Linked DNA regions of Homo sapiens: all the other regions are linked to region 2. Evidence: chromatin contacts called from ENCODE Hi-C or POLR2A ChIA-PET data. All regions are on one chromosome and are shown on one strand. Each heading gives the region's core, a stretch centred on a gene start or an enhancer-like site at or near the end of the contact. The rest is flanking DNA. Distances are from core to core; before and after follow the strand shown.

The links. Hi-C counts contacts between places; a loop is a spot of excess contacts on that map. ChIA-PET counts read pairs that join two places held with the same protein, here RNA polymerase II (POLR2A). Pooled maps may share reads with other maps.
Region 1: a pooled map shows a loop between it and region 2 (2.2-fold over the local background). The contact joins two enhancer-like sites. A Hi-C loop is called at or near these places in 1 of 168 maps with a recorded cell type or tissue (ascending aorta) and 5 of 50 pooled maps. POLR2A ChIA-PET finds 5 or more read pairs at or near these places in 4 of 52 experiments (CD4-positive, alpha-beta T cell, activated CD4-positive, alpha-beta T cell, activated T-cell and 1 more).
Region 3: a loop to region 2 is called in a pooled map, with 2.0 times the contacts of the local background. The contact joins two enhancer-like sites. A Hi-C loop is called at or near these places in 5 of 168 maps with a recorded cell type or tissue (ascending aorta, cardiac septum, heart left ventricle and 1 more), 1 of 37 single-sample maps with no recorded cell type and 5 of 50 pooled maps. POLR2A ChIA-PET finds 5 or more read pairs at or near these places in 2 of 52 experiments (AG04450 and BJ).

The regions. Positions count from the first base shown.
Region 1 is chr2:8,002,544-8,005,295 of GRCh38, reverse strand. No RefSeq gene overlaps it. Among named protein-coding and RNA genes, the nearest start is that of LINC00298, 27 kb to the right of the region's middle. Within about 2 kb of position 1,500, at least 14 of the 41 ENCODE cell types and tissues checked have a DNase peak (open chromatin) inside an H3K27ac peak, as active enhancers do.
Region 2 is chr2:8,118,420-8,121,421 of GRCh38, reverse strand. The region is part of intron 7 of LINC00299 (long intergenic non-protein coding RNA 299); the gene reads left to right. Among named protein-coding and RNA genes, the nearest start is that of LINC00298, 140 kb to the right of the region's middle. Within about 2 kb of position 1,426, at least 9 of the 41 ENCODE cell types and tissues checked have a DNase peak (open chromatin) inside an H3K27ac peak, as active enhancers do.
Region 3 is chr2:8,233,641-8,236,391 of GRCh38, reverse strand. All of the region lies in intron 7 of LINC00299 (long intergenic non-protein coding RNA 299), which reads left to right. Among named protein-coding and RNA genes, the nearest start is that of LINC00299, 93 kb to the left of the region's middle. Within about 2 kb of position 1,436, at least 4 of the 41 ENCODE cell types and tissues checked have a DNase peak (open chromatin) inside an H3K27ac peak, as active enhancers do.

The sequences.
Region 1 (2,752 bases), core at 251-2,750, 120 kb after region 2:
CAGCTACTGGGGAGGCTGAGCTGGGAGGACTGTTTGAGCCCAGGAGTTGGAGGCTGCAGTGAACTACGATTGTACCACTGCACTCCTGGGAAACAGAGCAATAAGCAACAACCTGTCTCAAATAAAAGAAAAAAAAGAAAAAAGAAAGAAAGAAAAGAAAAGAATGCATTTTTATCCAGAAGATGGCGTGGTCAGTATCACTGGAGCCTGTCATTCTACCCAGATCCTTTCCCCAGCATATGTTAGATTTCCATTTGGATTCAGGCAGAATGAGTTCAAATCCCAGCTCTGTACGGACCATCTCTGTGACTCTGTGGAAATTGTTTATTCTATAATATACTTAACTTCTCGGGCTGCTTGTGAAAATTACAGGGGATAAAGTAAGTGAAGTGTCTGGAAAGTGGTGGTTAATTGGTCAGTAGTAATTGCCTTCCCTGGTTGTCAGGGGTCACCCTTTTTTTTAATCTAAAGGGGATGATCTAGACTCCAGTTCTGGGTCTATTTTCCCCCCAAATAAAATCCTATCCTCTCAAGAAGTAAAGTAAGAGAACAGTGAAAGTGTCGATGTCTATAATATTACCTAAATGTCTCCTGGGATACTGTGAATGGAGTGAGGGAGTTCATAAAAAATTCTAGCATTTCATTCATTTTCAGCTGCTGTCTCTGATATATGGAAGGCTGTAATTTCACAAGGAAGTGAAACCTTACCTCCTACCAGGTGTCAGTATATTTTAAGCAAAGAGATATTACAACTCGGGAATTATTGAAAACCTATGTTCTTTCCCTGCAATTGCTCGAGGCAGATTTTGAAAGCCACATTTTGAAATCAGCCTATGACGTCATCAGAACTAGCTGTAATCGAGGTGACACAGTTGATGACTCTCTGGGTAGGGCTGGTGTGGGAGATAGTGATAAACATTTGGCCTGAAGAAAGCTGGAAGACAGATCTATTTTTAGATTTTTATTATGCAGTTTTATCTTGAGTCTCTTTAAAATTGTGCAACTCTCAACTCTCCAAACAAATGAACATTTCATTGCTCTGTATTCTAAAACAATTTCTTAAAAACTTGCTTTCTGTCTTTTTCTCAGCTCTCTATCTCTCAAAAGATTAAAAATCAGAAGGTAAATTGCTTGTGTCCTTTTCATGCACCCAATTTCAGCTCATTTTAAGTGTTTAATTTACTTAAATAGCCTTCAATTCATCTTGGAACTATTTCGACTTAGCAAGAAAATATAAGAACATATACGATTTACTGCCGTAATAGCGTCTTGGAGAGGTATGTAGTGTGTGTGTGCACGTGTGTGTGTGAGTGTGTGTTTGTCTCCCCCAAGGAGCAGCAGCAGTGCCTGGTATTCACTCTGTTCCTATTTTTGTCTTTTGTCATCACTGCTGTAACTGAGCCCACTGTCATCTGGTAGGAATATTTACCCGCTGGATCTGACTTGGCTGGGTAGCGGTGAACACACATCTGGAGTCTAGACTTGGCGGCTCTGTGGGCAGGCTCGCAGCCCAGGGCTCCATCAGCCCCAGGGCTCCAACACTCCGGCGCCCTGCTCTGTTGACATAGCTGGTGGGCTGCCTCATCAGTTTCAGCTGCCTGACCCCCTGGTCCCCCAGCCTCCCCCATCCCTGCCATATCCCAGCTCTGTGCACTTTGGAGAGCCACCAGAGGAGCGCCTCTTCTGCTTCCTTCTGCGAGCCCCCTCTACTCAGGATGCTTTGCTGGAGAAGAAGGGAAGGAGGAATCCACGTTAATGTGAAACCTGCAGACAGTGATTCTGCTTCAGAGATAAGGGGTTGCTTTGGATGGGAGAGGAGCTCTGATAAAAGCACTAAGCGTAAGAAAGAAAAAATCTGATGGGGTAAAACAGATATATACCTTGGAATATATGATTTGGGTTTAAATCTTATACCCAGCTGTTACACCAGATGTGTGGCCTGGAAAGTCTTTGAGGCTCAAATTCATTATCTATAAATTCAGGGGAAGAGTGATGACCGCAATAAGTTGTTGGGCAGGATACAAACCTGAATAAAGACAAAAGGTCTAGTTCAATGTCTGCCTTAAAGCGACAAATAAAAATCAGTTCCCTTTTTCCTGGTCAATGTTTCATTTACACAAGTCAGAGTGATTCTTTGACCCAAGGCAAGCAAAACATCCTTGAGATTTGCTGAAAATAGAGGGCGCTTGGGGGAAACATTCATGTGAAATGAGAAGTTTTTGAAAAAGATCCCACAGCAATATCTGCTTTTAGATAGAAGGTAACAGAGACAGAGGCGATCACATTCTTGTGGCGGCAGCATTTCCCATGTGGGATCTTGTTTTCTCTTGTCTATTTTTATAAAATGATACTAGCGTGAGGCTTTGATAATGGGTTGGTGACTTCTATAGAATGAGGCTGAGCCCCCTGGGAGTTGAGGCTCCCCTGAAACGTCAATTTTGAGATTTGAGAGATTCTTAATACACATGCATTGGTCTATGCGTTAACAGCAATGGGTTCTTAGTGTATTTCCCTCACAAGGAGGCTAAATCACACTGTTTACAGTTATTTGCATATGTGTCTAATCAGTTATATCTGCAATAAAATGATACCTAAATCAATTTCTTGCAAAAAGAATTATTTGGATGTCTACCCAGCAAACAAAAGTGTTTGAGAAATTATAAGTTTCTTTTGAAAGTCTATTTTATTATACTGTGGTTGGCAAACCACGGCCTGCAGCCCACAGACAGAAACTGTGGATCTGCATCCAAGC
Region 2 (3,002 bases), core at 177-2,676:
CAGGCAGCTGAAGGTCCCCCTGAGCAGTGTCAGCCAGAAGCATCCCATTGCTCAATGCCTGGGTAGACCCTTCCATCCACGACCAGGGCAGGGGGAATGAATGCCCTGAAGACATGATTTGTAGGACTAAGTGTTTTAGTGAAACTTGTGATTCACAGATATCCTCATAGAATTCCAAGTATGCATTTTCAGCACGTATTTTTTCGCAAACCCAGTGTCTGGCCCATACATGAAAATTCTCAGATAATGATGAAATGTTCTAGTTGAATTCCAGGCAGCAGGAATGGAAATCTCCTATAAATGTACCTTGCCCTTCTCTCTGGCATGCAAGGATCAGTGTTGGGATTCAGCCTCTTTGGCATTCCTCCTCTTTATGAACACGTTCATAGAAAAAGGAAAGTACTATTATTAAAATAGATTATCTCTGAGTTTAAGTATGACTGTGTGTGTGTAGATACATACATACTTAACTATATATCTATCTAGTTAAGTCACTAACTAGTGACTGTGTGTATAGATAGATAGGTAGTTAAGTATGTATCTATCTATACACACACTTATATATGTATATGTAGATCTTTTTTCTTTTTCACTACTGACCACCAACAACTGACAATCTGGAATCCTGACTGCTTTCATAACTGAAACCAAGGGTTTGTTGAATATTCAAAAGTTTACACAATGTTCGGGAGTCCTAACGTCGAATCTGAGCGTCTCTTAGAAAGTGTTCTTACATTGAACTTCGGAATAGGGTGATATTTTCCGTTGATCAGTGAAGGAGGATTCTGATTTCCATGTGGTGTCCAATCCTGCCTTCCTGTGATGAGCTTTTAAAAAGCATAGAGAACTTTTGAAGGCAACAAAGGGAGGCTCTTCTACCTGAAAACACACACACTCTCTCACTGCAACCTGCATGCCTTTTATAGTGACAAACTGTAATTGTTTAAAACTTGGCTCTCTCCTCTTCCCTCAGTAAGAAGTAGAAGTCTGCCAGTTTGAACTTTAATGGTCTCAGCTGTTTTGGAATGGTGTAATCACATTGTGAGATTCATTTTACAGCTGGACCAGTGAATCATATTCATTCACAAAACCAGTTTTACCTGGTTGGTTCCAGTTTTCCTCTATGTGCACTCACAGGGGCATAGATTTACCTCTGGCCTTGACCAAGGAAATGTTTAATCCTGGAGGAAATTGTCGTTGTGGTTATTCTGGGGCTCTGTGCAGTGTGCCTGCTCCCCGAGGAGCTCTCTAGCCAGATGAGAAAGGGGGCTTGTATTGGGAGCATTCTCAGACACACTGAGAAAGTCTTGCATATGCAGCAATTTTAGTTTCTATTTCTGAGAATTTTGTCAGGAGTCTTGACAATCAATGAGGACTGAAAACAATTAGTCACAGTTGTGGATTTCTCGTTAGGTTCACGGTCAGAATGTGCTTCACAGGGAAAGGCACGTCTGAAGGCAAAGAGCAGGGCTGTGCTGAATGCGTTTTTTCACCGGACAATGGGATTTCAGTCTGTGGCTCAGGAAACATTGTGACATTCCCTTTGTTTAATCAAAGTTCTTTCCAACTCTCAAAGGCTGGCTGATTTGAGAGCCGCCTTATCTTCCCTATCTCTGATAGACGATGCAGTTGGTGTTGAAATTTTTACAGCTAATCTGAGCAAAATGTTTTCAAGCAGTACAAACACAGCCAAATGATGTCGTTCTTATGCTTGTTATCAATAAAAGAAATTTCCAGATTTCCCTGAATCAGGCAGGGACTCTGTTTTCTTTCATTCCTTCCAGTGCCCAGGTGAACTCACATAGATTCAGAAAGCAGGGATTCAGGAACAAGGAAACAAGCCCTCCACTGCTGGGAGAGGCGTGGGGAAAACTGAAACAGGGGAACTCTCGGAAGAAATGACAACCTGTTCCTCCTGCCTTTTGGGATCTTGCGATGTGGGCCCGGATTTGCTTTATATCATTTTCTTGTTGTTCCATGTCACGTGGAAGAATGGTATGTTGGGAAGAGGATTCCGTCCATGCTTCCAGAGAGCTCCATGTGTGTTCAGCGCAGAGCAAGTGCTGCCCTGCAGCTGCGTGTAGGTCAGGGAGAGATAGCCTTGTGGGCAAGCCAGAGTTCCAGAAGGTTCAGAAGGCCCAGACAATTCAGAAGTTTGCTTCAGCGTGTAGCGGGTGTGGGCATTTCTTTCTAGTTGGTAGTGGGGACTGGAGGAAGCCTGGAGCTGCTTTGGAGAGGGGTCTTGGAAGCTTGGCAGGGATTCGCAGGGGAGGGAAAGATGCTCCTCCCACAGCACTGGGTAGATAAGGACACACCCACATGACCCAGCCCGCGTCTAAATGGCTCAGGCAGCCCTTCAACCCAGCACACCATGGAATCACTCTATTTCCTGGGCTCTTCTGTTCAACCTCCTGCATTTCTGTTTTTTTATCTGTAAATTGGGGCTAATACTCACCTTCCAAGTTTGTTAAATAGAAGTTAAATAAGATTTATCTATAAATCTTGCATCTATCTATCTTTCTTTTTATCTAACTATCTGTCCATCTGTCTGACTGTATATCTATCTGTCTATCTACCATGTCTGGCGCATAACACACGAAGTTAGGGAGGCACCAAAGCTGGAATAAACATTGGTTCCCTTCTCACTGTGAGCTCCTCTGCTCCCTTTTCCAGCCTCCATGTATATAGCCTCAGATTCGACAGAGCAGGATTGAAGTTTTTGCCTGTTAGTTTGTTTTCTTTGTCTTGTCCAATATCTCTTCTCCATGGCTCCGGGCCTTCTGCTTTGCTGTTTTAAGCGCACACTGAGCTCACCAGGGAGAACCTGTGTCTGAAGCCACCCCCTGCGACTGCCCTGAGCAGAGTCAGTTTTCCAGGCTCCATGTAGTGTCCTCATCCTGCATTCTTCCTTCACACCCCCCAAGCCTCCTTCTGCCTCTGCGCGATCCTCTGCGTGGACGCATTTCAGAGGCACGGACATCATTGTAACAGAGGTGGTTTCA
Region 3 (2,751 bases), core at 187-2,686, 110 kb before region 2:
TGAAGCCTTTTTTTTTTTTTTTCCTGGTCTCATTTAGTTTTTGCCACAACCCTTGGGAAGTAGGAGGTCAGGGTTATCCTTCCTGATCTTAACAGACAGGGACCAGAGCGGGTAGATGACTTGAGCTGATTAAGGAGGAAAAGCAACAGGACCTTAGACTTGGTCCCTTAGTCCAGTGCTCTTTCCTCTGCCACCTCTTTATGGGTGTAAGAAAATGTTAAAGATGAGTGTGATTATGAACTTAAAAGATAAACAAACACTGATTCTGGGCTCTAACGAAGCTAGGGGCCATCGCCCAATGCTGCAGTCACAGTCAGGGCCCTTGGTTCAGCCCTCATGCTCCTCTAACGCCCGTTACCTTTTTTCCTGTTTTTTGTTTTGTTGTTTGTTTTGGGACAGGGTCTCACTCTCTCTCTCAGGTTGGAGTGCAGTGCACGATCTCTGCTCACTGCAACTTTCATCCTCCTTGCTCAAGCCATCTTCCCGCCTCAGCCTCCCGAGCAGATAGGACTATAGGCAAACATCACCAGGCCTGGCTAATTTTAAAATTTTTTGTAGAGATGACATCTCACTATATTGCCCAGGCTAGTCTCAAACTCCTGGGCTCAAGTAATCCACTCACCTCAGTCTCCGAAAGTGCTGGGATTACAGGCATGAGCCACTGCACCCTGCCCTTCCCCATTACTTTGACTATTGCTATTTATTTATCACCTATTGTGTACCAAGCATATTGCATCTTCCCTTTTAGGTTCCTTAAATATAATCTTAAAATGTGATCATTGGCACAGAATTCAGCTTTCTGAGTTACTACATTTCCCAAAACATGAGGTTGAAAGGGACTTTCTTCACAGAGGCAGGCAGTGTGTCTGTCTGTCTGTCAGAGCTATATGGGCTCTCCCAGCTCCACAAGGTCCTCCCCATTTATGTGCCCTACAGGTGTAAAATCAAAGGAGGGGCAAAATTGTTTTGTTGTAGGAGAGACGAGCACATGAAGGAAATGTCTGCACAACTGGAGTGCCGGGAGAACAATAAAGCCAATCCCATAGAGAGGAAGCACACAGGGTGTCTCCATGTCTCCAATGGAATAAATCATCTGCAAGGGCTGTGGTTAATGTTCGGTCTGAACGAGGACCACACAGCTGGGACACTCTGTACTTTTGATCTGGCCTTTCAAGCTTGGGTGATGCCAGGAAATTGCATTTAATGGACTGAATGAAAGCTGCCGTATAGAAAACGAGAAGAGATTATTATAAAAACAATAGAGACCATTTCACCGCCCTCACTGCCTCACACCTGTTTTTTGCGTGGGGTCCATGAATCTGGGCTTTGGCAGGGAGACTGGGACTCCGGGGCCACAAGGCCACAGCCTGGTCAGCTTGTGGTTAGAGACTTTCTCTGCACTGTACTGGCTGTGTCAGAGAAGCACGACGTATGTGCCTGCATTGTCTTCACTGGGCAAGTCATTTCAGTTGCAGGAAGCCATGCACCTGCACTTCTTTGCCTTGAAAATAACTAATCTGCGGAGAGTGATCAGTCAGCCTTGTCAGAGCTCAGTCGTTTGGCTTTATGCTCATGGCCGCACCTGACCCTTGGGCACTGTGGGTGTATAAATAGCCTCAGAAATGGTGCTGCTCTCAAGCCCTGTCTTGCAGGACTTTACCTGTAAAGGAAAGCTTTACCTTTTCATGACAGGACTTGAGAGCTTATTTCAATAAAAGAAGAGGGAGAGAAAACCATCCTACATCCCCTGAACATGGAAACATTTCAACCCTGATGACCACTGGTTCCCACAGTGGTCAGAGGGACCTGAGGAAGAGTTTCCTTCCTTCCTCTCAGTGTGGAGCTGACACCAGGGTGGAATTTCCATAGAACTTACAGCACTGGGGGCAGGTGCAAAAGCAGAAGGGTGTAGAAACAGCTGCTTTGACTGGAGAGAGGAGAAATGCTTGTTAGCTTCCTATTTCCATATGACTGTGTGTCATCAGGGCTGACATGTTTCCGGGACAGAAATTCCCTCTTGTGAGAGAAGTATTGACATGAAATAGTTCCCCAGGATTGGGGCGAGTGTGCTGATGATAATAACACAGAGGTGATTTGTTGACACCATATGCAGTGCGTTGGTGCCCAGCTGTGTTTGATCCTCAAGGAATTCTTTGACATAGAGAAAGCAAGTGTCAATGTCATGTCCCATTATTCAGAGGGCAACGCCGAGTCTTAGAGTATTACAAAGCAGGTCAAAGAAAGGTGGATTTGGAGTTGAAGGGCAACCAGTTGATAGCTGCACAGAGGCTAAGTTACATGACCAAGGTCCTTATCTGGTAGAGACAATTGACTTTTGGCATCTGTGAGTTCTGCACAGAGTACTACCTATGGGTATTTAAATCTTCAGATGAAGGTGTACTTGATTACTCGCTCAGCTTCATAATTTACCCTTCTTTAAAAATTCCTGGGCAAATAGCCACTACTATAAAAAGTCCCCCAGCCTACTCTGGATTACAATTTCTGATGAAGATCTTTTTCCCTTTCATGTGCTTGGCCAGATATGTTTGGGGTAAACGTTATGAAGGTATTTACTGATTGGGCCCTGCTATTTTAGGGCATACGGAAAGGGAATGAGCCTTTTTCCCTTCATCATATTCTACTGGCATATAGTATATAAAAATTGAAAAGCTACATTAAGAAGGCACCATTGGCTGGGCGCAGTGGCTCACGCCTGTAATCCTAGAATTTTGGGAGACCGAGGCGGGCGGA